Regions from separate parts of the Mus musculus genome. Here region 2 is linked to region 1. A link is a loop called in an ENCODE intact Hi-C map of the cell type or tissue named here. Cell type or tissue: left cerebral cortex. All regions are shown on one strand. Each heading gives the region's core, and the rest is flanking DNA. Links, peaks and the distances in the headings are about the cores only.

Region 1 (15,508 bases), core at 2,959-10,958:
TAAGTCCTTGGTAAGGACAGGTGGACAGCAGTGTAAGTCCTTGGTAAGGACAGATATACTGGATGGGAATTGGGGGTGCGCGGGGGGTGGGGGAGAGAGGAGGTCTATGACAGGCCAGAGGAGTGGGTGTCACTCATGGGTGATCTGTCCTGTCTGACATAGGCTCAGTGGCTGAGTGGCCTCTCCCCTCATTCCTCCCCTGAAGAGCCTGCCCTGCCCTGGGTAAGTGTCTAAATCCTTCCTGTACTGAGGTCTGTGGCACCGTCCCACTGGCCTGGAGGGCTGACAGCCTTGTGATGTGAGGTAGGTGTCTTCGCCTCCTGCCTCTCCTTCTCTCCTTCCTATTCTGTGTTCAGAATGCCTGTCTGTCTCTGTGTCTATCTTCTGATAGTCTCAAACTTTGAAAAAAAAAATTTTGCCGGGCAATGGTGGTGCATGCCTTTAATCCCAGCACTTGGTAGGCAGAGGCAGGTGGATTTCTGAGTTCGAGGCCAGCCTGGTCTACAGAGTGAGTTCCAGGACAGCCAGGGCTACACAGAGAGAGAAACCCTGTCTTGAAAAAAAAATTTTTTTTTATCCTTCTGTGTTTATGTGTTATGAACATCACAACAGCCTGAACCTCAAACTGTTGATTCTCCTGCCTTAGCGTCTTGGGAGCTAATATCGGCTCTGCTGTATGTAGGCCTGCACCACCATACCTGGTTTTAAAAAGAACCACCAGCTTTGACCCATTCCAAGAGGGGGAGGAAAGAGTGCTCTCTACCTTCATGTGGCTTCCTCACCCGCCCCCTTTCCTTCTGTGGCAGAGGCAGATTGCTATGAAGTTGTTTGACCAGGAGAGTCGCATCACCTTGCAGAAGGAACCCAGGAAACCATCGGTGGCAAGCACTTCCGGGCCTCGCCCCAAGAGAACCCCCAGCCACCAGGAGCTAAGGATACAGGTGGGCCTGTAGGGGCAGCAGCTCTCATGGCTTCTTTTCCATGAGAAGGCTTGGGGGAAGGGGAGCTGGAAGGAAGGGTAGGGGATGACATTGCGGGTGGGGGTGGGGAGCTTGGGAACACACGGTGACACGCTGGGATACTCTCTCCCACCACAGCGCATCAATATTTTGCAACAGCTCTTGCAGCAGGAGGTAGAGGGGCTGGCCATGGGCGATGGTGCCCCTCTGAATGGAGGCTCTGCTTTCGATATGACTGAACTAAAGCTCCCGACGGCTGAAATTTCTAGAACTCTGACAGCTTCAGAACACAATTCTGGAGCTGCCCTTGTTGGACTGTCACAACACTCTGGTGCGACAGAGCCCCTCCTTTCGGAAGAGTGTGAGGAGCCACAGGCCTACCCTGAGGAGACTAAGGCGGCTCAGCCCTGTTCTACCACAGAACTAAAGCCCCCAGTGCCACACAGAGCTGAGCCAGAGCTGCCGGAGCCGTGCCTTCCAGCACTGTCCGGACCCCCTCTGCCTAGCTGTCGGGGACAGGCTGAGCCCCCCATGGCCTGCCCTAGGACAGAGCCGGGAGCATCGGCAGCCTGCGCTCTGGAAGCTGGAACCCCAGAGTCCAGCACGCAGCCCTGTTGCAATCAGGGGCCTCCAGCAACAGCCAGCTTGACCTTCTCGTCCCAAAGCCCAGTCTGTGCCAGCCCCTCTATTCACTCACTCTACCCAACAGGCTATTCAGGTAAGGAATTGGCTGGCAAAGGACATGAAGAAAAGGCTCTGTCTTTCTAGGAGTGAGCCCTGCCTTGCACCAGGTCCGTGCCTTGTCCTGTCTTTCTAAGTGGCTGCACTCATGGGGGAGGAGGAGGGGTAGGGAAGGGGTGGGGCGGCACCCGGAAGAAATATAACTCCAGAGGCCCCCTCTGAATTCTCCATGGCCTTCAGGCCCCAGCAGCTTGGCCCCTCGGACCCTGGCTCTGAGGCAGCGCCTCAGGGCGTGTCTCGACACCATCCATAGCTTCCAGGAGGCTCACCTGGATGATGAATGCGCCTTCTACACCAGCCGAGCCCCACCTCCCGGGCCCACCCGGGTCTTCACCAACCCCGTGGTCACAACGCTTGAATGGCAAGATGCCCTGGTGAGCCTTCAGTATACAGCCAGCATGCCGACAGCCTATGGGACAGCAGCAGGTTGACCTTGCTTCCTCTACGGAGAAGTGATGGAACATGACAAGCCCTCTTTTTTCTCTCTCTCTTTCTCCAGCGTTTCGTTCCAATTGGCCCTGTGGTCCCACAGGACTCTCCATCATGACTCCGGTCTTTACTGGGCTTCTCCTCTGCTGCACTCACCTCTTCCTTTAGCCTTATTTATTGTTGGCCTGCCCATTGGACTGGGAGCCAACGCCCCTTTATCCTTTAATAAAGTTTCTATAAATTGTGTTTGAATGGGGCAGCCAGTGCTGTTGGTCTCCGGTGGCCCACTTGGTGGCAGTGTGCTCCAATTTAGAGGAGATTAAGCACTCAGGACCGTGGGCTTCCTCTTCAGCAGTTGTCCAACCAGAAAGTGGCTGTTCAGCCTACCTTCTTGGAAATTCGTGCGTGGGTTAGGGGGAAATTACGGAACCTGTTCCCTCTGAGATCGCTCCCACTCCAGGGGACCCACCAGGTATTCCCTCATCTAGAACACCGCTGTTAGACCTCTCAGTTGGGCACCTGTGGCTAAGCTACTGGAGGCTGAGCCAGGAGAATCTCTTGAACCCAAGAGCTGGAGGCAACCCTGGGCAAAAAGCTGTAACCCGTCTCAAAAGGAGAAAAACCACAAATAAACCAACACTAAGGGAGGGGGGGGAAAGTGGCTGGGATTCTTTTCCTATGCAGGGTCTTCCACACTCCACCTGCAAGGGCAGCAGGAGCCCTGAAGGGAGTCCTTCCTCTGCTGTCCTCCCTTGTGGTGCTCCTTTTCTGGAGAGGCAAGCCTGGCCAGGCTTAACTGCATAGATCAGAGATAGATCGCCCTGCTGAGATCGACAAGCAGAGTGAGAGGCCTTTCAGGGCGTCAGGCAAAGGGCCAGCCACTCCCCTGCCTTCCCTCCACCTCTGTACCAAGGTAGGCAGACACACACAATCTCCAACCTCACTTTATTGAGAGAAGTGACATGATCTGTAGCTCCAGGACCTAGCCTGGAGAGGGGTGGAATGGGGACTGTACAAAATGGGTTCTTAATGCTAGGAAGGAAGTCCTTGGCTCCTCCAGTTCACAGGAAGGCCGCTGGTGGTTGGAGCCTGAAAAATGGAGATGGGGGAGGGGAAGGGAAAGAGTGGCTGCTGAGGTCTGTATCTAACCTGTGCCAGAGTCCCCCTCTCACCTAGACAGGTTCCTTCTCTTCTGCCCTTTCCCTCCCAAGCTGTTAGGACGGCCCCTTTTTACCCCGGTGAGAGGTGAGACTTTGATCTCCGTTAGTGAAGCTTCCCCCAGTTCCAGGCAGAAGGGAGGGCCACGCTCGAATTTCCTCTCTCTCTCTCTCTCTCTGGCCGGTTTCATTGGATCCCAAGGTAGTCCCTCCCTAAGCGGCTGTCTTCATCTTGGCCTTCCCAACTCTTGACTCCCCCAGCCACTTAAAACCCTTGAGCCCCAAGAATCCAATCGCCCCCGCCTAGGTGGCCTGGGGAGCGGGAGAGACTGCGGGCTCTGAAGGATGGGGCCTTGGGCAGGGCTAGCAGGAGGTGGGTGCGGATTAGAGCGAGGGGTCGAGGGGGCGGGCGAACGAACATGAGAGTAAGGTGCTGGGCTCAGTCCGGGTAGATGATGAATCCTGAGAAGGTGCTGTACTTATTGGTGTTCCCGCCGTGCACCTTCCCACCGTCCAGCTTGATGAAGACCTCGTCACCCACGTCTAGGTGCAGAATGACGCTGTTGCTGGCATAGTCGTAGTTCTGATCCGCATCCTGAGCAATGGCGCTGGCCCGGACCTAGTGAGGGAAGAGAAAAAAAAAAAAAAAAAAAAAAACCAGACCCATTGATTCTTGTGCCCTGTGCAGAGCTGAAGTGACCAAAGGGGTTGAGTTGGTTGGCTGCTGGAGCAAGGATGGCTTAGGTTCTGGGGGAGCGGTTCTCAACTGTAGGTCTCAACTGACCCTTTTGGGAGTTATATATCAGATATCCTTCATATCAGATATTTACATTATGATTCATAACTAGCAAAATTATAGTTATGCAATAGCAACGAAATAATTTCATGATTGGGGACCACTACAAAATGAAGAACTGTATTAAAAGAGTTTCAGCATTAGGAAGAGCCACTGGGCTAGGAGTTCACAGAGCTTCTCTGGCATGTCTTGGGCACACACTTGTCTTCTCTGGGCCACTACTAGAGCAATACGGGGTAATAATAATGGAACCTATCTCACGAGGTGGTTAAGATTAAATGAGTAAATTACTTGTGGAGTTCAGAGCCATGTTCTGTATATAGAAAATGTTATATAGTATTGCTATTCTTGTGCCCCCCCCAAAAAAAGAAAAGCTTTCAGGATACTTCTAGGATTCTATGTTGTCTTGGAATTTCTAAATTAGCTTTCCTGAGGTGCAAACGTGTCTACACCTATGCTATACCTGTGTTGTACCAGTAGGAAAGTGAACTGTTTCCCTCTGGCCTCCTGGGCTTCCCTGGGGAGTGTCACCTGGTCCCCTACCATGTGAGGGACTGCCTTTGGTCTCTGATCTCTGGTCTGCAGCAGTCACACCACCAGCCCCTTCCCCCAGTTTCCATCCCATCGGGACTGGTTATTAAATCATTAATTATTCATCATTATTCTAATCATTATTTACCATTCCCAGGCCCGCAGTGTTGGCTCCATGGAATACAGAATGGGAGCTTGCACCGCACCACCCCCTCTAAAACCGCCACACTCCACCCTGATTCCTGGCACAGACTGAGTCTACCTACTTGATGCCACGAGAAGGAAGACACCAAGCTCTGCTCACACTCTGGCATTCCACGGTCACAGAGACACTTGGATCCTGTGGACACTCACTCCCTTGCAAACACTATCAACCCCATAAAGACTTGCATAGCCTGGCAACTCCCTTTCCTCACCCTCCGGTGGGAAGGCTTGCTAGGAACAGACCCCGAAACTGAAGCAGAAGGTGGGCTGGGCGGTGTCCTCTTGGGGTCCGAGAGCTTTTCAGCAATCTAGCAGGGCTCAAGGCTTAAGGCTTAAGGGATCCTGAGCAGTAGGCCTGATGCACCAGGGCCCCACCCCTCCCATGGAACATTCAAAGGTCACTGTTCAGTCCAAACCTTCTTCATCCTGCAGAGTACAGGCAGCTCTCTCCACTCAGCCCTATGGCATCTTGCTTGTTCAAATATGTGGGTCTTTGGGGGTGCTATCCCCTCAAATCTTAGGTGGCAATGCTTTTTGACTCCCCACTGGGGCAACACCTAGAGGAATCTGAGAGGTTCCCAGGGTGGGCTTAGGCCCCAAAGACCAGGCCTCCCTTCTTCCTGTCCATTGTCTCCTAGCTTTTCCAAATCCAATCTGGTTTACCCCACCACTTATATAGCCCCTGGAGCCAGAGACCCTTGTCCACATCTGCCTACACAATCAGTATTAACTGGGAGGAAAGCTTGGTCTAGGTTTGGCTCCAGGTCCTGGGGATAAACAAATAAGATCTAGTAGAGAGGCCAGTTAGTGTTTTCTCCCCTCCACCCCCTTTCACTTCTCTTTGAAAATTCAAGCTGAATGACTTCCCCTGGGGGGAGACTGCCACTACCCAAAACAAGAGATCCCATTCCATTCCCTGAAACCAGGTTCTCTAATAGCTTGTTCCATGCCAGGGCCAGGAAACCCACTGACTGGGAAGACCACCCCAATAGAGAGGGCAGCTCAAGGAAGAAAGAAAGAAGAAGCTATGGGCTGGGGAAGGTGCCACGGACATTTGATTTGGCAGGCTACAGTCGGAGGTTGGAGCGTGGAGGTTGGGGCCTTTGAGTCCTGAGTTCTAGCTCTGACCTCAGCCTACTGTCCTGTCAGGTGATTTTCTTTTCCAGACGCCCCCCCCCCCAATTCCTCCTCTTTGACTAAATTGAGTGACATTAGAAGTTTGGTAACCTTGCCAGTCTTGGATACCCTGATAGTGTTTCAGGGGAGAAGCTGGATTGTGAGCTGAGCGCGGGGAGTTTTAGGAAGTCATTAGCAGGATCTGGGGCTAAGTAGAGGGGCAACCTCACCTGTCCGTTCTTCATCAGATCGGCCCACATGCTGGTACCGTCACCGCCTCGCATGAGCACATGGTAAGCGAAGAAATAGACTCCTGGCATGGGGCAGGTGAACTTGCCGCTGGCTGCCTCGTAAGCGTTGCCCACGTTGGTCACCACGTCGTCAAAGCGCAACACTTCATAACCCTCGTGAGGCCGCCTTAGACCCGCGTAGAAGGCAATTCGGGGTACATAGCCGGCAGGGGGCGCTGCCCCTCCAGGGCCTGGGCCAGGAGGACCTGGGGGTCCTGGCCTGCCTGGCTCTCCAGGGGGCCCTCTGGGACCTGGGGGTCCTGGTGGCCCCCGCAGGCCTGCCTTCCCTCGCCGCCCCACCTCTCCCTTGGCACCTGGAGGTAAGGAAGGCACCGAGGCGGGCGCGCCGTCGGGGCCTTGGCCTCGGGATGCGTGGGGGTCACACACCATGCGACAGCGACCTAGCATCTCATAGTGTGTTGGTCCGCGAGAGCTGTGCACCAGTAGCGGGATGGCTACCAGCAGCAGCAGCACCATGGCCACCCCGACGGCTGCGCCCGCCACCCGCTTGCGGCGGCTCAGCCGTGACGCGGCCAGGGCCAGCAAATCCTCCTCACTTTTGGGCGCAATGGTGGCGGGGGCCCGGGGCTCTCCGCGGGCTCGGGCCCCGGTCTGGATCTCCCGACGGCTGTGCCGGACCACCTTGCCGCGGCGAATTCCTTCTGTGACAGCAGTGCTGTTCCCCAAACCGCCTGTCAGGGTGGCGATCTCCCCGTGAGCTGGGCCAAGGACAGCCCTTGAGGGTTCAGAACCTACAGTCTGATATTACCCTCGGGTGCAGTTCTAATGATTCAGGGCGCCTGAAACCTGCAGCTTCTTGGACGGCTGGTTTCTCACAGGTCTAAGATGCCACCTCTCCAGACAGTTGCTTTCTTGCGGACAGCTGTGCCTGGTCCCGGGCTCCCCTCGCTGATTTCTCCCGGCTAGACCGGGGACCTCTCCCCGCTCTCCCGACGTCCCAGGCTCTGAGCTGGCGCGGGAGGTGAGGTGGGGGGCTCTCTCTGGACGCGACCTCGTCAGAGATTTTGCACTCTAGCTCGTGGAAAGCACTACCTGCCTCCTACGGCCGCGGTGGCCGCAGCCCTCATCAGAGCCCTAGCCAGGCGTCCCTCTCCAGCAAGCGCTCTCCCTCTCTGCGTCCCTAACCTTCCTCCCTGGCAGCAGTGCGGGTGGTGTGAGTCGCTGCGCGGCAGGAGCCACTATAAGCGGCCGCAGGCGGAGCGACCCCTGGCGCCCAGAGCGGGAAGCACGGGGGCGGGGCAGGCCGCGCCATCTCCCCCCACCTCTCCGCCGAGCCCCGGGCCTCCAGGTTCCCTGCCTGCTCCCAGGGCTCTGCAGCGATTCTCAGCCCTCACCGTATGTATCCTCACTTTCACCCTGTAGCTGGAGTTTGGTATTCTCAGCGCTTAAAGGAAGATAAACACAGTGATGGGGTAAACAGGGGTCAGGCTACAATATACGTATAAAACCTCAGAGGGGGAATGCAGAGCTAAACAAGGGGCAAGGGGGACTCATATATAACAAACAGAAAACAGAAATAAATAGCAATTCGCCATCACACGTCCCTCGGTGCCCCCAACCAAATACAGAACATGGCAAAGGGCTCAATCGGTACTTGTTGACCAGTCTGGGAAAAGGCAAATCTGTCATTCCCACCCTGGCCTCTATGAATTTGGGGGGGGGGGTGTCTCATAGCACATAGCAGCAGAAGCAGCAGAGAGAAATGAAAGGAGAGAGAGAGAGAGAGAGAGAGAGAGAAACTAGGGAATGAGCAGGAAACGGACAGCCGAGAAATCAGAGACAGAAACAGAGACAGAGAGACAAAGCTTCGAAAAGAGACTGACAGACGGCCCCAGAGCGGGAGAGGGAGAGACAGAGACAGAGAGAGAGAGAAGGGAGCCCAGACAGGTTGACAGATCGAGAGAGAAATGTAAATGGCGCGCTGCAGAGAGACACCCAGGTCCGTGTTCGGACTCCAATGTGACATATCAACTGTGAAGAAGACGCGGGGGCGGGGCAGCTCTGCAAGCGGAGCGGTAGGCTATGGGTCTGTGTTTTGTGACAGTGCTGGATACTGGGTGTGTGGTGGGATGGGCCATACGATCCTGGCCTTGCTGTCCCTGGGTGAGTAGGACTGTGGATTGTGGGCTGTCTTTGTGTACCCATGTGAGGCTGCTTGAAGAGGGTGTTTGTATGTCTCTGTCTTAGTACTGAAATCCAGGACCCACAGAAGCCAGCTATCCTGTCTGAGGACTGAAGCCCATGGAGCCTGGTGAGAAAGTCAGAAAGCTAATCTCACTTGCTCTGCCCAGACTGGTACAGCCTCTGTCTTGCCCCAGACCAGTCTTCATCGGCCCCAGTCTGGGCTCCTTTTGGCCTCCCCAACTGTTTATTAACTAGAGAAAAATCTAGAAAAATCAGGCCCCAGATAATGGATGTTTGGTTGACTGTGCATAGTAACAAGATTCAAATATGGATTAGGTATTAGGTGACTATGGCCTGTAAAGGTGACTATGCCTGCTTTCAGAGCGACCAGGAAGGAATACTGGCTCTGGGCAGGCAGCATGCACAGGGAACGCCAGTAGCTGCCTCTTCTCAGGGGATAGAGGGTCAGAAGCTGGGAGAGCGAGGGTGAACACTGAAGGATCTAGGATCTTTGGAGGCCTGGCAGGAGGCAGCAGCAGAGGCCTCTGAGAGCAGGGACAACCAAGAGTGTGGAATGTGGAGGGCACAAGGCATGCCCACCAGGGCATAGTTGTCGGGTCGAAGGTGATTTCTTCATCTCTCATTTCCTGCACACCTTCCTTGGATTCCCCCATCTCTTCATTCTCAATCTGGAGAAAGAAGGGGCTGGGCTGGGCTGGGGCTGGGCTGGGGCTGGGGCTGGGGCTGGGGCTGGGGCTGGGGCTGGGGATGGGCCGAGGGCCCAACCTGCCTGTAAGGATTGGTAGAGAAGGGATTGGATTGGCAGCCAGTGGGGGAAGGGCTCCTCCTCCATAAATACAAATTTTATTCAAGGTCTTTGTCACCATTTGTCTTCCTCGGGGGGCTGAGGGCCATGTCGGCCCTGTGCATGTCTAATGCCATATCTGCTCCCCCAGGCTGCATGATGGATGGATCAGAGAGAGCAAGGCCCCGGTTCACACCAGTCTCCCCTGCAGAGCCTCAGGCCTCATCCACCCCAAGTCCTGACACCCCTCTTCCCTCTTCCCACATTCTTCTCTCTCCATTCAGCAGAAGGCCTCTCTGTCCAGCTCTTCATCCTAGTTCCCAACACCCCCCCCCTTTTTTTTACCCCCTCACCTTAACCCCTTTCAGATACCAGGTTTTCTCTAGAGCATCCTTCTGCTGTCTCCACTCCAGGCTGTGAGCAGCGTGACCGGTGACCAGCCCGGCTGCAGGAGGAGGCAGCAGTTGTGTTTGGTGTGTGTGTGTGTGTGTGTGTGTGTGTGTGTGTGTGTGTGTGTGTAGGGGGAGCAGGCTTGGCTCACAGGGAGCCAAGGGGCCAGCTCTATGAATTTATTCATGTTCTGTTGCTCTTTCCCCACGCTCTGGAATGAAGCCGCCAGCTCACCAGGACCTCATAGCTTCCCCGGCAGCTGTCACACTTGTCCAAGGTATCCAGTTAGGGCTAATCCAGGAGGTCTTCCCGGGGCCAAAATCTGTGAGAGAATGCTGGGAAATGGGGAGGGGTCAGGAATAGTTCACCTAGAGCCTCTCTGGGGATCAAGCTAGAAGGTTCCGGTGGGCGGTGAGTTTAAGAATGGGAAGTAGGCATCCAGGGGCACAGCAAGACTCAGAAACAGGGTGCAGGACTGGTGGGAAGCAGGTGAGGAGGGATGACTTCCACAATCTCCTAACCAAACTCCAGTCTGAATCCTGTGCCAACCTCTACCAAGGGCTCTGCATTTACAATGATCCTAATCTCAGGTTATACACTCAATTTCTCTCTGACCCTAAAAACAAACAAACAAACAAACAAACAAACAAACGGAACATAAATTCTGTAACAAGATCCTAAGGGGAATCCTTACCTTCTGGGAACCCAAGGGTTTCCCCAGAATTTCCCCCAAGGCTATATAGTCAAGGTGTGTGTCAGAGCTCCAAGGGCCAGACTTTAAATTAGCATGTGATTAGCATATGATTTGCATGTGTTATGTGCCTTCTACTCTGCAGAAGTTTTCGTGTTAAATTTTTATTAAGTCTAGCAGAAAGGTCCTGGCTCCTTGAAGGTTCTTTCTTTTCGTTCTTTCTCTCATACTTATTGTCACTGACCCAGATGCCCTCTAGGGAAAAGAAGGGGTGAAGAGGTCGGCAACAGAAGGGATGGAAAAACTGAAAGTGTGGCTTCCATCACTGTGCAATCCTCAGTTTCCTCATCTGGGGAGGGAGTAGGGGAAGAGAGAGAGCACCTGGCTGGTGTTCCATCAAAATCCCCTTCCTTTCCTCCTCTTCAGGACCAGTAGAGAATTATATTCTCCCTCCCCTTCTGGCTTTCAGTTCCATTTAGTTCCATTTTAGAGGCCACACATGCTAGAAGCAGCTGGGTTGCCTGGCATTAGATGCATGTGTACAAAAGAAAGGACTTTGTCCATCTTTGAACACGGGGCATTGCGTAGGACTGGAGAGAACATTTTTTATAAATTTTTTAAAAAGGATTTATTTATTTATTTAATTATTTAATGTAGCTGTCTTCAGACACACCTCAAGAGGGCATCGGATCCCATTGCAGATGGTTGTGAGCCACCATGTGGTTGCTGGGAATTGAACTCAGGACCTCTGGAAGAGCAGTCAGTGCTCTTAACCACTGATCCATCTCTCCAGCCCAACATTATTTTTTAAAAAGATTTATTTATTTATTTTATGTATATGAGTACACTGTAGCTGTATGGATGGTTGTGAGCCACCATGTGGTTGCTGCGATTTGAACTTGATCAGTCAGTGCTCTTAACTGCTGAGCTATCTCTCCAGCCCCTTGAGATAACATTAAGTGCTTATCTTAAATCAAGGCTTATTTTGCATCAAGGCTTTGGCCACGCAAGTCCTCATCGTATTCTTTTGCATCCCTGAGAGGTGGCTTTTATCCCCGCCTGTAAAAGATGTGCAAATTGAGGTCCAGAACTGGGAGGTCGTTTGTCCAGTTTCCACCCTGTAAGGAGATATTCCTAGTTAGGCTTGGGAAAGGGACAATGATACTAGCGTCGATGCAAAGGAGAGAGAAACTGAAGAGGGGTAGGTAGCCAGTTGTTTATAGGGACCCAACAATCTACATGTGAAGACAGAAGTGGTCTTAACATATACAGCACCAGGCTTTAACTTCCCAACCTGAGCCCTGGCTGTCAACTTTGACCCCCACCAAGGTTAAAATATTGGCCAAAGGCCAATATTAGTTACAAAGTTAACAGAAGGCCAAAGTTAGTTACAAAGAATGGTTCAGATATCAGAGGGGGTACAGGAAAAGGAGGGATGAAGTCAGGGGAAGGTTTGCTAACTGCCTTCCAAGGAAAAACCCGAAACTCACTCCCTCTGACTTCAAAAAGCTGGTGGCCGCACTTAAGTGCGCCTTTTTCTTCCTTTTGGCGACTATATGTTTGCATCAAAGGCTCAGAGGGCACTTGCAGACACCAAGCCAAGGTTTTCACTCATCAGCTAGTCAGACCCCTTGGCCTAGAGCTCTTGGACAGCCTTTGGTTCAAACCCTCTTCTGGCCTGGGAGCGGGTTCCTCGCTCCCTAGCGAGGGTTGAGTAGAGAGTGCTTCCAAAATGCTTATTAGGCCTGAGAGAGCTGGCTTCTCTCCGCAGCTTTGCACTTATCCAAAAGAGGTTCCTCTTCTAGTCTTCTGCACCCTCTCCACCCCCTTTTGAGCTGGCAACCCCACCCCTTGCCCCCATCACCACCTCTGGCCCTCTCCAGCCTCTGGCTAATGAAATGTGGCAATTGACTGCACAGACAGCTGTCAGACCCCTCATTTCTCCACTGGGATGCCGAATCCCTCGCTGCCCGCCAGGAGACCGACAGGTGAAAGGAGGCGGATGAGGGGCAGAAGGAGGGGTGTGGGTTGTTGAGAGCTGAGAGCCCGGGAGGAAGCGCCAAGCTCCAAGTCTCCAGGGCTCAGCTAAGTGAGGTAGGCCCTAAGATCCTCTTTCTGTCCGGGACTCTTAGTTCTTTGACAAGCAGCAGACTTAGCCAACCCCATGCCGCCCTTAGACAATAGTCGACCTCACACTTCTTGCCCTACACCCTGGGCCAAGCCTGGCTTCAGTGAGCTCAGCAAGCCTCGCCTCAGAGCCCGCGGCGGCAGCCCAATGCTTCCTGCCATCTCCTTCCATCCCTTCCCACTCGCTCCCCCTCCTTCCTGAGCTCCCTCCCCCGCGGCCGCGGCCTTTATTAGGGATTCCGCGGCTGTCGGTCCCGCCATCCATCCTGTCCGCCAGCAATTAGGCGGCCAGACAAAGAGCAGCTTCGGATGGATGAGGGTCCCGGCGGATCGGAAATGTGAAGGGTCAGCGCTGCCGCCCGCGGCGCACCCCGCTCCCCCTCCCGCATAATCACCCGCTGCCCGTCACTCAGCCCGCCGCCGGGGAGCTCCCGGACCTGGGAGAGGGCGGGGCTGGGACTGCAACCTAGGCGCCCCAGGTCTGGGCGAAGCAGACTCCTGCAGGTGCGGCTCCTGCGGGAGAGCGGAGAGCAACCCTCCGAGGCTTTCGGAGGAAGAGGAAGGAATTTGGGCAATCTCTAAGGAGAACTTGATACCCGCGCCCTGAGGCCTTCCTGGGGCGGGGTAGTGGGAGGAGGAGTAGAGACTTAGTAGTTGCCCGAGGGAGGCAGATCAAATTCCTGGGTCTCACCTGGTGGGAGTCTGGAGGACTAAACCTTAGGGGGTCTCCGTTCCCCGCCTACGGAAACCCAAGGCCACCCCGTTTCAAGAAAATGCCAGGCCTCTAGCCAATGGCGCCTCCTATCGGACTAGAGTGACACTGCGCTTCTTTTTTTTTTTTTTTTTTTTTTTTAAAGATTTATTTATTATTTATATGTAAGTACACTGTAGCTGTCTTCAGACACACCAGGAGAGGCTGTCAGATGTCATTAAGGATGGTTGTGAGCCACCATGTGGTTGCTGAGATTTGAACTCCAGACCTTTGGAAGAGCTGTCAGTGCTCTTAACCGCTGAGCCATCTCTCCAGCCCAAAAGATTTTATTTATTTATTTATTATATGTAAGTACATTGTAGCTGTCTTCAGGTCTCATTATGGGTGGTTGTGAGCCACCATGTGGTTGCTGGGATTTGAACTCAGGACCTCTGGAAGAACAATCAGTGCTCTTAACCGCTGAGCCATCTCTCCAGCGACACTGCGCTTCTTATCCCCCCCTCTCCTGAGTAAAATCCAAACCATCCACATCAAATCAAGAAATGCTCCAAATCCGGGCGAGCCCAAGTGGAGCCAAGAGGAAGTTCAAGGAGTCCAGGTTTTACTGTGGATTCTTTGGCTCTGGTTCCCAGCTGACAAATCAACATCTCAATCTGACAATTAGTGGTCCGGGGTTGGGGTAGGGTAGGGGGAGCAGGGCCCTTGCTGCTGTGGAGCCCTCCCGGCGGGAGGCAGAAGTGGGCGGTGCTGGCAGTGATGAACGACTCAGGGGGGGCCCAGGGCCCCGAGCGCGCATTCATTACTCTACTGACAGGCGGACGGGGGCCGGGTGGGCGGCGAGTGGACGTGCTGGGAAGGAGGCCAGTGACAGAAGCGGGAGCAAGGGAGCGTTTAACAGTCCCATCGCTCCCTCTATTCCTGGCTTTTCACTTCGACCCCCGGCCTTGACTACCTTGAACTTGGACTCCTGGTTGTTGGCCGGCTCCTTAATTAAAGAATGAGGGAGTCAGAGGTGGAGACAAACTCTGTCCTTGGATTAGGTGATTTAAGGTCAGATACCGAGACAGGATGTAGCTAGGTTTTAAAACTAGGCGCTTTGGTGCCTGACCTCAGAAGAATTGTGCGTGATTGCTCGCCCAGACAATGGCGTGTGCGTGGCGACCATGGACAGAGTGGATGGTTGCAAAGGCATCAGTGACTATGCGTGTCAGTGTCGGTGATGTGTCCCACTGATTTTATCCTTGGAGGATGAGCCACCACACCCATCCCGATATATGCCCCCCCCCCCCAACTTGCTGTCAGCTCTGCAGTTCTGGGGAAATGGCAGCAGCGTGCAGGGTGACAGCTGAGGTATGCTCCTGCGGATGTGTGGGGTGTTAACTGTGAGAGTGCTGTGACAACTGATCCCTCCCAGCCCTAACCCAAACACTGGAAGCAGTGGACACTCCTCCCCTCGCCCAAGTTTAGGTATCTAATTGCTTAGTCTTGCAGATGTGACTATTGCAAGAGTTCTTCATGACCTACATGGACAGCATATGCAATCTCCAGTACCAGTGCGGGATCTCCAATCCAGCTGGTCTCCCCTGGCTGGTGGTGATCTCCGAGAAAGGAGTGAGACTGAGCAAACACCTGTGTGATGCTCAAGCCAGAAAGACCAGATTCTTTTCTCTATCTTCCTTTCTTCTTCTTTCTCTGTTGTTGTTGTAGTTGTTGTTGCTGGAGACCGGGTTTCTCTGTATATCCTTGGCTGTCCTGGAATTCACTCTGCAGACTAGGTTGGCCTCAAACTCAGAGATCCACCCGCCTCTGCTTTCCCAGTGCTGGCATTAAAGCATGACCTGGGCTGCAGACCCCAACACCCAGATCTTTTGATTTCTAAGCGAATCCATCTCTTAGGGCCCAGAGAAGTAGTAGTTGCTGAAGACCCAAATCTTTGGACTCTTGCTTGGGCCTAGCTAATTACTAGTCCACAGCTTGGGAAGACAATACTACTTATAAATTACATTATAGTCATCTCTTTTTCGCCTAGCTCTGTCTCCACTCTTCCATTCATTCTCAAACCACTAAGAAGTTGAGACTGGCCTGACCAGGGCTGGACCTCCTGCACTTTATATAGAGAGCAGGGGATTCTGGGTCTCTGGAACATTGCTTTATAGGGCACCTCTAAGGCAGCTTCTGTTTGCCTTGCTATTCCCAGGTCTACATTGTTCTTGGGGCCACTCTAGTTTTGTCTCTTTCCCCTATGTTTTAACCTCTTTCAATTTTGTCTCGTCAAATTTGGGGTGGTCTTTGCTCCTCTTTGGGTTCCTGCCTCTGGGAATGACCCAGTGTAATAGTGATGTGCTGTGGAATCCAGGCAGCAGAGGTAGAGCTTCCTTGTTGCCACAAATGAGAACACAAGAATGACCAGGCCAT
Region 2 (15,508 bases), core at 3,066-11,065, 87 kb before region 1:
AAGTGAGTTCTAGCATAGCTAAGGTTACACAGAGAAACCCTGTCTTGAAAAAACCAAAACCAAAACAAACCCCTATGAAACTGGCCCTTTGATAGAAAAAATGCTTTGGGAATGATGGTCACAGGTAAGCCCAGGGTCACATACTCTATGGCACGAGGCAGAATTCACTTAATTATATGCCTCCATGTTGAGCATTAGCTGAAAACTAAAAGCTTGTTTTTCAGCACTGCACACAACTGAGTATCCGGGACAGACGAAGTCACCGTTCCCTTGTTCTCTTGAACGGACTGATTTTGCTGAAGGAAAGAAGTGTAAAAGTGTGGCAAATTGAGCTGGGAGCTTGAAGGTGGTCTGCGGTAGCCTGGGTGGGGTTTGGAACTCTTTTTTTCTCTCTCTCTCTTTTTTATTAGGTATTTTCCTCATTTACATTTCCAATGCTATCCCAAAAGTCCCCCATACCAACCCCCCCAATCCCCCACCCACCCACTCCCCCTTTTTGGCCCTGGTGTTCCCCTGTACTGGGGCATATACAGTTTGCATGTCCAATGGGCCTCTCTTTCCAGTGATGGCTGACTAGGCCATCTTTTGATACATATGCAGCTAGAGTCAAGAGCTCCGGGGTACTGGTTAGGAACTCTTCATTAAGCCCTGCCTCCAGTTTTTCAAACTCTTGGGTAAGATCTGATTTACTTGAAGATTTTTCTATTTAGGAGAGGCAGGCCCTTTCCACACAAGGGTCTAAGCCCATTTGCAAACACATTTATTCAGAGGCTTTCGCGTAAACATTGCTTAGTTGAAATACTTCACTCAGCATCCTTGCAATTTTGTTGCAACACATTCAGAAGCCACTTGGGGAAACCCGGGGAAAGCAGAAATGTAGATCAGATTAAAACTGGCCCACCCACCTGGGAAATCGGGGTTCCGCTGCAGAAGCCTTGGTAATGGAAACATATTAACAACACAGAGCTCTGACCACCGGCGCTTCAGGGTCACCTTGAACAAGACTAAGTTTTTATATTCTGGGATGAGCTTTTAATGGTTTTCCTGAGATGAAATAACTTCAACCTTGTGGCCTGCAGGAGCCCAGCTGATTACAAAATCCCGGGTTCCTGTCAGGTAACGTCCATATTCAGTCAGTGTGTTCTAAGAGCTTCCTCTGCTTCTTCAATAACTAGGCCCTGCAGGGTGAGACTGTCGGATCCACTGCTAGCAGCATTAGCCCTCTCAAGGGACACGTGGAGAAGATTCAGCAGCCACCAAGAACACAGAGTGGGAAATAAATGTCCCCTCTAGCAAGGGCTGAATGGCTTGTCAGCAGATGAGAGAGGGGTTTTGTCAGTTTGCTTGGCTTTTAAAACAATCTTTCTGTGTAGCTCAGGCTAGCCCCAAACTTGGGGTAACATTGCTTCATTTTCCTTAGCACTAGGGTAACATCTAACCATAAATTATGCACCGATGCTCTTCTTTTTTTTTTCTTTTAGATTTACTTATTATTATATGTAAGTACATTGTAGCTGTCTTCAGACACCCCAGAAGAGGGCATCAGATCTCATTATGGGGGATTGTGAGCCACCATGTGGTTGCTGGGATTTGAACTCAGGACCTTTGGAAGAGCAGTCAGTGCTTTTAACCGCTGAGTCATCTCTCCAGCCCATGGATGCTCTTCTATATCGAGTTTCCACTCTGCTTATCATATAGGGAACAATAAATGCATAGCAGCCATGAAAATGACTGGTTTTGTGTCCTTGGAGGAAAAGGAGGGAGCAGGTAGAGAGGCAGCTAGGAAAACTGCAAGGGGAAAAGGTTATCCTGAGAGTCAGCGACCCTCAGAAAACAGGCGCCGTCTCAGCTGATAGCAAGAAGCTATAAAAGGAACAGGAACCCTTAGGGGCATTCCACTGCAGGCTGCCTGAGTGCTTTCTACATATGGGAATAGATACAATTATTAAATATTGCTATAGTGTTCCCAACTCAAGGGCATGGTACACTTTCTGGAATAATAATGTAAATAAAAAATAATAAAAATAATTTTAAAAAATGGGAGGTACTTTTAATTTTCTTTACCCATGTGCCCTTTGTTGCTTTGTAGAATGGGGCTTCCAACCTAGATCCACCTCACAGGCCCAGGAAGTCTCAAATCCCCGAGCTCTGGCTCCAGGTGGAGAGGAATTTTAAACATATTTATTACCGGGCGTGGTGGCACACGCTTTAATCCCAGCACTCGGGAGGCAGAGGCAGGCGGATTTCTGAGTTCGAGGCCAGCCTGGTCTCCAGAGTGAGTTCCAGGACAGCCAGGGCTACACAGAGAAACCCTGTCTCGAAAAACTATTAATTATTTATTCACGTGTCAGGACCCGCAGAACTGGAGTTACAGGCAGTTGTGAGCCGCCACGTGGGTGGTGGGTGTCAAACCCAGGTCCTCTAGAAGAGCGTCTAGCGCTCTTAACCGCTGACCCAGCTCCTCAGCCCCAGGCATGATTCTTGATTACAGGAAAGGTTTGAAGAAGAAGGCTTTTCAAAATGCTGCATTGTGGAGTAAAAACAGAGGCGTCATTTCAGTCCTTGTGAGGAAGCTCCCAGTTTGGGGCTGATCAGAGCAAAGCCAAATGCCATCTGGTTGGAAAGGAACCGTGAAATCTTAGAGGTGGGAGCTGATGATCTGTGGTTGCTTTCCAGAATGGAGCTGGCAAGAGCCAGGCCTGGTGGGACAGGCTTCTGATCACAGCTACTAGGGAGGCTGAGGCAGTATCGTGGGGGCATCCACCAGAGAAGACCGGTGAGACAGGGATGTAAGCCAATAGAAAGTCTTTATTAGCTGGCAGAGACTATACTGGGTGTTCAAATCCCACCGTAGCACTAAGCCTTTCTCAGGTAAGCTTTTAAGCACAAAAACCATGTCCTGGATCGACATCCTTCGGTAAACAAGAACAATTAGCCAGGAGCAGAACTACAGAAGCCAAAAAGCAAGCTTAGTACATTTAGAGACTTTCCCAGAGCTATGGACGTTGATGGATTAGGTCTTTGTTTTAGTTTTGGCAGGTGGTGCTGTCTAAGTGCTGAGTTCTACAGCCTGAATGGTACGGAGTCAGTTGTGCTAAGACCCGCAGCCCTGTTACAGTAGGAGTAGGAAGTTCTCAAGCTCAAGGCATACCTGTCTACAGAGACCGTAGTTAGTACGGCATGTGTAAATCCCTAATGAAAAGGTACAGGGTCCAAAATGCTGCTCAGCTCAGAGAAGGCAACTTGTAAGGACTCTGGTGGGGGGCCGTGGTGTGGCTCAGTGGGTAGAGTGTTCGCCTAACATGCAGGAAGTCCTGAGTTTGAGCCCCAGCACCACCTAAGCCAAGTATGATGGTGACATAGTTGCAATCCTAGCACTCAGGAGGTGTAAGAGTTCAAGGCCATCCTTAGCTACATAGTGAATTCTAGGTCAGCCTTGTCTAGAGAGTGTGACCCTGTCTCAAATAGAAAAATAAGAGAAATGGAAAAGAGCCCAAACTTACTTTCTGAGGGTTTGATAAAACACATTCTTTGTATCACAGCAAACCAATAAACAATCCTCATTGTGATGTTAATGCTAATTGTCAGCTTGATAGACAACAAAGATGGGCACCCTTGGTGGTATGCCTCTGGAAGATTCTCTCGGTTGCCTTGAGGCCGGATCCATTGTGTGTGCAGCGGGGCCCATTCATTCCCTGGTGGATCCTGGACTGTGTAACTGGAGAGGGGGATTGGGCAGCAGCTTGTATCCATTGCTTTTCCTGGCTGTGGAGGCAAAGGGACCTCTGTTTTAAGCTGCTGATGTCTGGACTTCCCTGATAAGATGGACGGTTGTGCGGGGTCTCTGCACACACAAGCTGGCAGAGTGTCTGTCTCCGTGAGCCAAGAAGAAAGTCTGGTTGGTCCAAACTTCAAAGACTCTGGACACCGGGAAGTTTATTTTAGGCACATTTAAGTACAGTACAAACTGGAAAAAAGTTTCCCGGTGTAACACAATCCTGTGTGTACAATAAAAGCTGTGTGAACAATGACATCAAAACTCTTTCCAAAGTACATGTCACCTCTTCCCTGAAGACGGGTTCTATAGATAGACTACAGTGTCATCTGAAGGGCCTGGGAAAGATCCAGTGTGTTCTCAGCCATATAGGACAGAGGTCACCCTGGCTACTAACCACACCCATTCCCAGCCTCCTGGGTGGAGAAGAGGTAGGTTATAATCTCATCTCTTCCCCGAGTGTTTACCTTCCCTGGCCTCTCAAGTGGGGGTGGAGGTGGGGGTGGGGGTCGAATCTCAGATAATGTGCATATGAGACATTTATCATTCCGAGCAGCAAAGTTGCCGATATGAAGTAGCAATGAAATAGCTTTATGGTTGGGGGTCATCACAACATGAGGGACTGTGTTAAAGGGCTGCAGCCTCAGGAAGGCTGACAGTATCTGTTCCAGTACTTTTCAGTGAACACAAGGACCTCGTGCCCTCTACAGAACCGCGAACCACAGGAAACAATAAACCCTTTCTCCTCTGCTAAGTTGCCTTTGTTTGCTGTTTTATCCCAGCCACAGGAAAAGGAACTGAGACACGAATTTTCTAAATAAAATAAAATAAAATTCTCAGATGCTGGAGAGATGGCTCAGCGGTTAAGAGCACTGACTGCTCTTCCAGAGGTCCTGAGTTCAAATCCCAGCAACCACATGGTGGCTCACAATCATCTCTAATGGGATCCGATGCCCTCCTCTGGTGTGTCTGTAGACAGCTACAGTGTACTTATATACATAAAATAAATAAATAAATCTTTTAAAAAATCCTCACAAGGAAACCTAGGCAATAGTGATGCATGCCTTTAGTACCAACACCCAGAGGCAGAGGCGGGCAGATCCCCAAGTTCGAGGCCAGGCTGGTCTACAGAGATCCAAGTCTGCCAGGGCTACCTAGTGAGACTCAATTTTGAAAAGGAAACAAAAACAAACAACTTGTCTAGGGAGCTTGGAGAGACGGCTAGTTCTCGTAGAACCTATTGCCCTTAGCAAGGAGGACTTAAGTTCTGTTCCAAGTGCACAAATGACAGCTTGTAACTATCTGTTTCTATCCGTAACTATCAGTAACTATCCGGTTTCAAGGGATCTGACACACTCTCTCTTGGTCTCTTTTGACACCAAGTGCATGTGGTACAAACTTACACGAAAAAACAAAAACAAAAACAAAAACAAAAACACAACACCCCACTCATACACATTTTTCAAAAGAGCCTTCTGAAAAACCAAACAAGCAAACAAAACTGCTAACAGGAAAGCTGGGAATTATGGGAATCATTAGTTCAGCAGACAGAATGCTTGCCAAGCAGGCAACAGGTCCAGGGGGTCGATCCTTAACACGACATAAATCAGATGTGGGAGCATATGCCTGCAATTCTAGCACTTACGGAGGCAGGAGGATTTGTAGTTCAAGGTCAGCCTCCTCTATCTATCATCTATCTATCTATCTATCTATCTATCTATCTATCTATCTATCTATCTATCATCTATCTATTTATCATTTGAGGTCAACTAGGATATAGGAGACTGTATAAAAAGCAATAATAACCCTTCGGGCTGGAGAGATGGCTCAGCGGTTAAGAGCACTGACCGCTCTTCCAGAGGTCCTGAGTTCAATACCCAGCAACCACATGGTGGCTCACAACCATCTGTAATGGGATCCGATGCCCTCTTCTGGTGTGTCTGTAGACAGCTACAGTGTACTCATATAAATAACAATAAATAAATCTTAAAAAAAAAAAAAAAAAAAAAACCCTCGCCCAGCATGGTGGTGCACATCTTTAATCCCAGCACTTGGGAGGCAGACGAATTTCTGAGTTTGGGGCCAGCCTGGTCTACAGAGTGAGTTTGTCTTGAAAAACAAAAAACAAACAAACAAACAAACAAACCCAACCTCAAACCCACCAAGGTTATACTTTTAGAATACAAAATATTTGATTATATTGGGCTGAGAGACGGCTCAGCAGTTACGACAGGTGTCTCAGAATGTCAGAGCCAAAGACACCTCTAAGAAGACACTTCCTGGTGCCCTCAGGTTGCTCTGTGGAGACCGGGGCCTGAGAGGAGCCCCCAGGGCCTGGAGTTACCAAGGCCACGTAGAAGAGCAGAAGCGTGCCTCCAATCTCTGAAATGAGAGACGGAGTATGGCGAGTTCTGGAAAATGTCCACTAGAAGGTAACATCAGCTAACTGTCCACGCAGGGTTATTTTTATTTGAATGCATAACCAGGACTCGGGGTTTTCTCCCAAAAGATTCCAGTAGGGGGCAGCAAACATTAGCATGGATCTCAAGCTTACAATTCTTTTACTGTGTGAGAATACTTTAAAACCGTTTATTAAAAAGACTTATCTATGTGTTTGAGTGTATGTACACCATATGTGTTGCCTGGTTGCCACAGTTGTCTGATGAGGGGTTGCATCCCCTGGAACTGGAGTTGGGATGGTTGTGAGCCACCGTGTGGGAGCTGGGATTTGTACTCTATATCCTCTGCAAGAGCAGCTGGTGCTCTTAGCCTCTGAGCCATCTCTCCTGCTCCCAAATAAATCTTACAGGAAAGAGCTTCCACACAACTTGACCTATGTTTTATCTTATCAACCTATAATCGTGTCCCGTGTCCCTGAAAAGCTGCCTTGTGATCCCATGTATGAAAGCAGAGGGGAGCAGTGGGAGGAGACAGGAGACTTAGGAAGAGAGGGCAGCTGGGCGAAGGCCAGCCTCAGCTACAGGGGACCCTGTCTCAAAAGGAGAGGAAAATGAAAAACCATGCAAGACACTGCGGCACATTCCCGTGATCCTAGCGCTTGGAAGGCAGAGAAAGGATTGCCTAGAGTTCTCTCCACAGCCAGCTTAGGCCAGCCCTGGCTATATAATAAAACCCTGTCTCAAAATAAAAACATTCCTTCATCCCCCTCTGAGCCACTGATACCTTGTCGTCCGTCCACCACCCCCACCCCCCCCCACCCCCGCCCGGGAGACACAAAGGCCCGTTCTTTCCACAGAGGGCGCCAGCACACCAAGGACCAATTCCACCCAAGTTGAACTTCTGATGAGTCAGTGAGTTTATCTGAACATGGGTGACCCCCAAACAGCCGAATCCCGAAGACCCGCCCCCGCGTAGGAGCCAGCCTCCTGAAAGCTGCATAGCTTTAACGATGAATCTTTTACTTCCTGTACATACTAATACCCCAGGAGTCCAGAGCCGCTGGCGCAGTATCCCCTGCACCGGGGGCTGGTGCCCAGGAGGGTGTGACTGCAGCCTGGGCTGAGAGTCGTTGGATGAGGGAATGGAGGCCGGCCTGATCTTGGTGGGGTCGCAGCTGCTCTGCTGAGAATGTGACAGCTCTGTTCTGGACAGAAGGCAGCGGCAAAGCGGGAACTACGGGAGCTGCCTAAGTCACACGTGGCTGTTGAGAACTGCAGACTCAGCATTCTTGAGAAGCCAGCGCCTGCCCTGGGGCTATCTTTTGACCTTTTGTCTTCCTCTTCTTCCTCCCCACTTTACCTCCCCTCTCCAACCCCTCCCATCTCCTCCGCTACCCCCCCCCCCCTTTAATTTTTGAAACCAGCTCTCAGACCATGCTGGCCTGGAACTCAAAAAGCTCCACCCACCTGCCCCTGCTTTGGAGATCCCAGAGCCATGGGATACCTGCCCAGGAGAGCTGCACACAGGAGTGGAACAGTGACATCAGACATGGACTACAGGATTTGGGATTTGCCTGGGCCAGGTTTCGGCCTTGCTTTGGTCTAGGATTCCCTCACTGTGCCCCACTTCCTCCTCTTGGAACTATAATCTCTATTCTGTGCCGCTGTGTGTCGGCAGAATGTAGTTTACTTTTCAATTTTACTGAGGGTTACAGTTAAGAGATGGCCTGGTCTTTAAGTGTTTGGACCTACACAGAAAGGTCCGGGGAACCTGACTTGGGGAACAAGGGGATGAAGAAAGACACACAGGCAAACGGAAGGAGAAGCAGGGTCTGGGGAGAACTGTGGGACTGTGATAGGCAGCCTATTTTGGTTGAATGGGGCTTGCTCCTGTGACCCAATAGAGAAATCTACAAGGGACGGAAAGGCGAGCCACGTTCCCAGAATCAGGTGACTGTCCATAATTCTGTGACTATCAGTCTTGCAGACAATGTGCCAAGCTTCGGGCATTCTGGCTAGACTCCACCCTCACAGTTACCTGTCTATAGCCAGATATGTTCCTCCCCACAGTTACCTGGCAACAGCAAGATAGCCCAGCCCACTATAAAAGGGGCTGCTTGGACCCTCCTAGCTCTCTTAAGCTCTTACCTTTCTTACTCTCTAGCCCTACTTCTCTCTCCCTTTCCCCCTCTCTCCACGTGCTTGAAGGATGGGAGCCCGGTGTCTAACCTCCCGCCAGAAGGCCATCCCGTGCTCCAGCCACGGATCTGACCAAGGACTCACACCCACATGGGAACCATCCAGGACCCCCTCTCCCCCTGCACTCTCCTCCCCTCATCCCCGGGGCCCAGTGCTGTCCCCGGGGCCCTTATTCTGTTCTCAGCTCCTCCTCCGTATCCAGCGTGGGATGCCGGAGGCTGAGAACCTGGTACCTAGGGCTGACCCTTGTCCACCACCCACCGTGTGGGCTCAGTGGCTTCACACAGCCCAGATGTCCACCTGGGGCCGCGTGAAAAGCGTGCGCAGTCCTCCCGTGTCGCCCGCCCAGAACACCAGAACTCTGGCGGGTCGTGGACTCTCTCCCATTCCCCTCTTTCCCCCACACCCACGGCCCCGCAGAGAACTGTACCACCAGCAGCCTGGGAACCAGGCATGTAGACCCTTGGAGGAGGCAGCTTCAATCCCAAGCAGGGGAGGCATTGACATCCTTGCCGTGGTCATGCTCCCATGACAACACTGCACAGTTAACTCAGGACTCCACATGCTTAAGTGAAGTTAAATTAAATAAAACTTGTGATCTGGGGGCTGGTGAGATGGCTCAGTGGGTTAGAGCACCCGACTGCTCTTCCGAAGGTGCAGAGTTCAAATCCCAGCAACCACATGGTGGCTCACAACCATCCGTAACAAGATCTGACCCCCTCTTCTGGAGTGTCTGAAGACAGCTACAATGTACTTACATATAATAAATAAATAAATAAATCTTTAAAAAAAAAAAAAAAAAAAAAAAACTTGTGATCTGCCCTGGCCTCCTAAGCAGCCATGTCAAAGGCATGCTAGCTTCGGAAGAGCAGTCAGTGTTCTTACCCACTGAGCCATCTCGCCAGTCCCAAGGATACAGTTTTTAATCAAGAAACTCATCTTTATTTAAAAAAATTTTTTTTACTTATGTGTGCAATGCTAATGAAGGCCAGAAGAGGGCATCAGAATCCATGGAAGTAGAGTTACAGATAGCTGTGAGCCGAGCCACCAAGTGGGTGCTGGGGACCAAACCAAGGTCCTCTGGAAGAGCAGACAGCCTTTCAACCACTGAGCCATCTCTCCAGTCCTGTTTGTTTGGTTTTTGAGACAGGGTCTCACTATGTAGCCCTTACTGGCCTCACTGGAACTAAAGGTGTGCGCCATCACGGCTGGCTTCTTGTTGCTTTTCAAACACCATGAAATGGTTTGGCTAATCAACTCCAATCTTTCCAGCTACTTGGCCAAAATGGTATGGCTAGTCAGTCATAAAGGTGCATGCCTTTAATCTCAGCACTTAGGAGTCAGAGGCAGGAAGATCTCTATGAGTTCCAGGACAGCTTGGTCTACATAGCAAACTCCAGAACAGCTAGAACTACCTAAAAGGACCTTGCCTCAAAACAAAATGCAAAAGCAAAATGTTATAGCTCAGAATCACCCACCCTTTCCTGATCGCTCACTGCATTCTTCCTGGCCAGTGTCCTCCTGCGCCTTGGCAGCGACCAGGGGCTTCAGGATGTAAAGAACCTGATATGGATCCTGGGACTGACCTGATAGCTCTGGCCTCAGCTCTGAAATCGGTCAGCTTGAACCACAAATCTCCTGGGCTTCCCTTGCAAGTTGGTCGCCAAGACAGCTCCACTCCTCGCATGACAGACTGGTTCCCGTGGGATGACCTCCCATCTTATCCCAGGCGTTCATCTCAATTCGTAGGTCCTTTCCCTCCATCTTGGTCCTCCAAGAACTCTCTGAACTTTGGTTTGCTGGGCAGCTGAGAATATCTGTCTCCATGACGACACGCTAGGATGTTTAAATGAAATGAACAGTAAAAACTTTGTCTTACGTCTGGAAGATGGAGGCCAAGCCCTGGCCTTGTTGATGACGCCTTCCCTACTCCCTCAAGCGATGTGGTCCAGTGTTCTGCCTTCGCTGCTGCCGTGCCTTCTTACATTCACCTACCTCCATGGAGTTATTTTGAACGTTTGAGCCAATCAGCACCCTCTGTAAGTGGGGCGGGGTTAGAAGGTCTGGAGCCTTGGCACCTGCGCAGAGTGTGCATAACGCCTCTCCCTACGTTTATCAATGGTGTTGCCTACTGGAACATGGCTGATCCTGAGTGCCTCCGGGTCTGTGTCAGTCAATGCTTCCCATGGTTTTCTTTGCCAAGTCCCCAAGCCCAGGTGGGTGAAATTGACCAGCTCTACTGTTAGCAACATTAGCTCTCTCCTGAGGGACTCAGGGAAGATGCTCACAGCTAAGAAAATGGAGTGGGGAATGTAGCAATGAATGTAGTAATGGGTGAACCGTCAGGAAACTGGACTGTGAGCCTGTTTTTGTTTGTTTGTTTGTTTTTTAATCTTTTTGTTGGTTTGTGTTTTGAGATAGACTCATTCTCAACTCAGACAGGTCTAGAACTTACTTGATAGCTCAGGCTAGCTTCAAACTCAGAACACTACTCCAGAGCGAGGGCTCAGACTCCCGAGCCACCACATGTGGCAGTAGAAAACTAAACACAGGGCAGAAGAGATGGCTTTGTGGTTGTGTGCTTGTGGTTAAGGGTCTCACAGTTCTTCCAAAGTTCCAAGTACCCACTTTTGGTGATGGCTCAAAACCACCATAACTTCTTCTCTGAGGGGATAGGTAGCCCCTTTCCGGCTTCAGCTGGCACCTACATTCCAGAGGATATATTCACACAGACACACTTAATTAAATAATGCTTAGGGCCAGATGGTATTGGTGCAAGCCTTTAACCTCAGGACTCGGGAGGCAGAGGCAGGAGGATCTCTTGAGTTCATGGCCAGGGTGGTCTACAGAGTGAATTAGGACAGTCAGGGCTACACAGAGAAACTGTGTCTTGAAAAATCAGAAAATAGCCGGGGCGTGGTGGCGCATGCCTTTAATCCCAGCACTTGGGAGGCAGAGGCAGGCAGATTTCTGAGTTTGAGGCCAGCCTGATCTACAGAGTGAGTTCCAGGACAGCCAGGGCTATACAGAGAAACTCTGTCTCAAAAAACAAAACAAAACAAAACAAAAAACAAAAAACAAAAACAAAAAAACCCAACCCCCCCAAAAAAAAACAAAAAAGAAAAACCAGAAAATAAAGAATATGTAATTTAAATGCTATGCGATTGAAAAGTGATGGAATTAAGCTGCACAAGCCACCAGGAGGTTCACCTGGGTCTCCTGGTCTTTGAGGCCTGAGGTAGAAATGCAAAATTGGAGAGCAGCAGCCATGGCTCTGCGTTACCCCATGGCTGTGGGCCTCAACAAGGGCCACAAGGTGACAAAAAACGTCAGCAAGCCGAGACACAGCTGGCACCGGGGGCGCCTCACCAAGCACACCAAGTCGATGCGGGACATGATCCGGGAGGTGTGCGGCTTCGCGCCCTACGAGCCGCGAGCCATGGAGTTGCTCAAAGTGTCCAAGGACAAGCGCGCACTCAAGTTCATTAAGAAGAGGGTGGGCACGCACATCCGCGCCAAGAGAAAGCGGGAGGAGCTGAGCAACGGGCTGGCAGCCATGAGGAAGGCGGCAGTCAAGAATTGATGAACCCGGGGCTGGTGAGATGGCTCAGGGGTTAAGAGCACCGACTGCTCTTCCAAAGGTCCTGAGTTCAAATCCCAGCAACCATATGGTGGCTCACAACCATCCGTAACGAAATTGGATGCCTCTTCTGGAGTGTCTAAGACAGCTACAGTATACTTACATATAATAAATAAATTAAAAAAAAAAGAATTGATGAACCCTCCCCCAATAAAAGATGATTCCTACAAAAATAAATAAATAAATAAATAAAGCAAAAATTTTCGTTTTCCTTCCTTCCTTCCTTCCTTTCTTTCTTTTTTTTTTTTTTCCCTGTCTCTTTTTTTTCTGGAAGCTGGCTTGACCCCAAGTATACTTTTCTGCTACTTTGGCCTCCTTTCCTCCCTCCCTCCTTGACCGTGTGACCACTTGCCCGCCATGTCTGCTGACCTCCTTGCTGGCTTGATCTCCTCCTCTCATTGCTCTGTTCTGTTTTCCTATTTGTGTACTTTGTTGTTGCTGTTGTTCACCCATGGACCAGACTGGCCTTGACCTCACAGAGTTGCCCCTGCCTCTGTCGCTTCAGTTCTGGGATTAAAGATGGATGCCCCCACGCCAGCTCTATTCTTGTCCTCAGGAAAGCTGCTGATGTCGACAGTTTTCTTGCTGTGAGTTTACCTTTTCCTTTACTTTTGGTTCCTTTTTTCTTTTTTTTTTAAGATTTATTTTATTAATATATGTAAGTACACTGTAGCTGTCTTCAGACACTCCAGAAGAGGGAGTCAGATCTTGTTGCGGGTGGTTGCTGGGATTTGAACTCTGGACCTTCGGAAGAGCAGTCGGGTGCTTTTACCCACTGAGCCATCTCACCAGCCCCTGGTTCCTTTTTTCAAGCAGGGCTTCTCTGTGCAGCCCTGGCTGTCCTGGGATACGCTCTGTAGACCAGGCTGGCCTCAAACTCAGAAATCCGCCTGCCTCTGCCTCCCAAGTGCTGGGATTAAAGGCGTGTGCCACCATGCCCAGCTTAATTATGTATATTGTGTGGGTACAGGTGCTCTTGGAGGCCAGAGGCAGATCTGCCTGAAACTGGAAGAGCACAAGGGTATCTGCTACCTAACAGGGTTGCTGGGAACTGCATTCAGGTACTATGAAAGAGCAGTAAGTGCTAACAACTGTTGAGCCAACTCCCCAGCTCCTAAAAATAAGTCTTTAAAAATAAAATTGAGGGTGGGGGGTTGGAGAGATGGCCCAGCTGTCAAGAGCACTGACTGCTCTTCCAGAGGTCCTGAGTTCAATTCCCAGCAACCACATGGTGGCTCACAACCATCTGCAATGGGATCCAATGCCCTCTTCTGGTGTGTATCTGAAGATAGCTACAGTGTACTCACATATATAAAATATAAAAGTGGGTGGGGTAGCAGCATGGGCCTTTAATCCCAGCACTCGGGAGGCAGAAGCAGGCAGATGATTCTGAAGACCAGGTCAGCCTGGTCTTCATAGCAAGTTCTAGTCCAGCCAGGGATACATAGTGAGACTCTGTAATAATAAAATTAAATTGAAATTAAAAAAGAAGCCAGGCACAGTGACTCATGCCTATAATTCTATCACTTAGGAAGCTGAGGCAGGGGGCTGGAGAGATGGCTCAACAGTTAAGAGCATTGGCTGATCTTCCAGAGGTCCTGAGTTCAATTCCCAACAACCACATGGTGTCTCACAGCCACCCATAATGAGATCTGATGCACTTTTCTGGTGTGTGTCTGAAGACAGCTACAGTGTACTCGTGTAAATAAAAATAAATAAATAATATTTTTAAAAAAGGAAGCTGAGGCAGGAGAATTGCCACAACTTTGAGGTCATACTAGATGACATAGCGTATTCTAAGTCAGTCTGGACGACAGAGACTTTATCTAACCAAAACACAAACAAACAAAAGAAAACAAAGCACTGAATGCAGTTGACACCTGCAATCCCAAAACTTGTGAGGTAGAGTCAGGAAGATCAAAAGTTTAAAGTCATTTTGGGCTACATAGTAACCGCCAGAATTGGCTCCATGAAACCCTGTCTGAAAACAAACAAATGTATGTGTGTGTGTGTGTGTGTGTGTGTGTGTGTGTGTGTGTACATGTGCACACGTGTGCCAGTGTATGTTTTATTCTGAGGAAACTAGTTTTGCATTTCAAATTGTGAACCCTAAAGGAGATAGCTAATGTCTTTCTTTTATGTTTCCCTCGTATTAACTCCGTATAAATGGGTTTTTTGTTGTTGTTGTTTTGTTTTGTTTTTTGTTTTTTCGAGACAGGGCTGTAGTCCTGGCTGTCTTGGAACTCACTTTGTAGACCAGGCTGGCCTCGAACTCAGAAATCTGCCTGCCTCTGCCTCTGCCTCCCGAGTGCTGGGATTAAAGTAGTGCGCCACCACGCCCGGCTTCGTATAGAAGTCTTGAGTTGAAGCAAGCAGTTTGTTGACCTTGAGTAGAACTGAGCTTCTCTTCTGTCGCGCCTCCGGAGCCTCTGTTGGAGCACAGCTGCAGAAGCGAAGCAGGGCTCTTCAGGGCTCTTCAGGGCTCTTGACACCTCACCCTCTCTCAGCCCCAGCTGTGGCCACAGAGAAGCCGTAACCAGGATGTTTTTTCCTCTCTGCTTTTCTGGACTTCTCTGATTTGCTGACTTGAAAGACTTTATGACTAGAACAAGCCACACCCACAGGAGCTGCCTACCACTCTCTTCCTGATACCTAAACCCTTCTCTGCAACACTCTTCAGAGCTTCCTATAAAAGGCTCAGCAACTGAACTCAGAATTCAGATATTTGTGCTTGGCAACAAGCAAGGGAAAATTCTTTAGAGATGACCTTTCCCTCGACCTTCAGCTTGTTCTATAATAGGGCTTTGAGAGTTTGTGACTATTCTCTGAAAAGTATAAAGAAGATTGATGTTTTGTTTTTGTAAGATTTATTTATTTTATGTATGTGAGTACACTGTAGCTATCTTCAGACACACCAGAGGAGGGCACCAGACCCCATTACAGATGTTTGTGAGCCACCATGTGGTTGCTGGGAATTGCACTCAGGACCTCTGGAAGAGCAGTCAGTGCTCTTAACCGCTGAGCCATCTCTCCAGCCTTAGATTGAAGTGTTAAGATCCCAGAGATAAGCGATTTTGGTGGAAAGATCACTTGAGGCAGGAGTTCAGGAACTGAGCTGCATAGATCAGTCATCCATCAAACAAACAAACAATATCACAGATCCCTGAGCCAGATGTTCCGTGTAATCCTACCTACTTGGGCTGCTGAGGCAAGAGGTTCACACGTTCAAGGCCTACCTGGGTTATCAGTAAGTGTATATTCAGTCAGGACAGCTTGTTGAGAACCTGTTTCAAAATAAAAAGTTAAGGGCTGGAGAGATGGCTCAGTAGTTAAGAGCACTGACTGCTCTTCAAGAGGTCTTGAGTTCAATTCCCAGCAACCACATGGTGGCTCACAAGCATCTGTAATGGGATCTGGTGCCCCCTTCTGGTGTGTCTGAAGACAGCTACAGTGTACTCATATGAATAAAAAAAAAAGTTAAGGGCTAGAGAGAGA

What was found. A loop is a pair of places that touch in the nucleus more often than their neighbours do. Peaks named below come from ENCODE experiments on the same cell type or tissue, not always from the same donor. Only the 100,000 strongest peaks of a DNase experiment are listed, where the experiment ranks them.
Region 2: it touches region 1 in a loop (2.1-fold over the local background); 3 of 42 quality-filtered maps call a loop at or near these places.

Annotation. Positions count from the first base shown.
Region 1 is chr15:99,081,029-99,096,536 of GRCm38, forward strand. It overlaps C1ql4 (complement component 1, q subcomponent-like 4), which reads right to left and starts at 6,700. Exons shown (of 2, transcript NM_001024702.1): 1 at 6,164-6,700; 2 at 3,726-3,905. The coding sequence starts at 6,700. The coding sequence ends at 3,726. Troap (trophinin associated protein) reads left to right here. Exons shown (of 14, transcript NM_030159.1): 10 at 163-222; 11 at 807-941; 12 at 1,098-1,677; 13 at 1,881-2,074; 14 at 2,200-2,381. The coding sequence ends at 2,247. In left cerebral cortex, for the core only: CTCF peaks have their summits at 6,385 (motif pointing right) and 7,458; a DNase peak (open chromatin) is centred at 7,449; H3K4me3 peaks cover 336 bases.
Region 2 is chr15:98,994,415-99,009,922 of GRCm38, forward strand. It overlaps the pseudogene Gm8973. Among named protein-coding and RNA genes, the nearest start is that of 4930578M01Rik, 16 kb to the left of the region's middle. In left cerebral cortex, for the core only: CTCF peaks have their summits at 6,284 (motif pointing right), 7,030 and 9,367 (motif pointing right); DNase peaks (open chromatin) are centred at 6,302 and 7,404.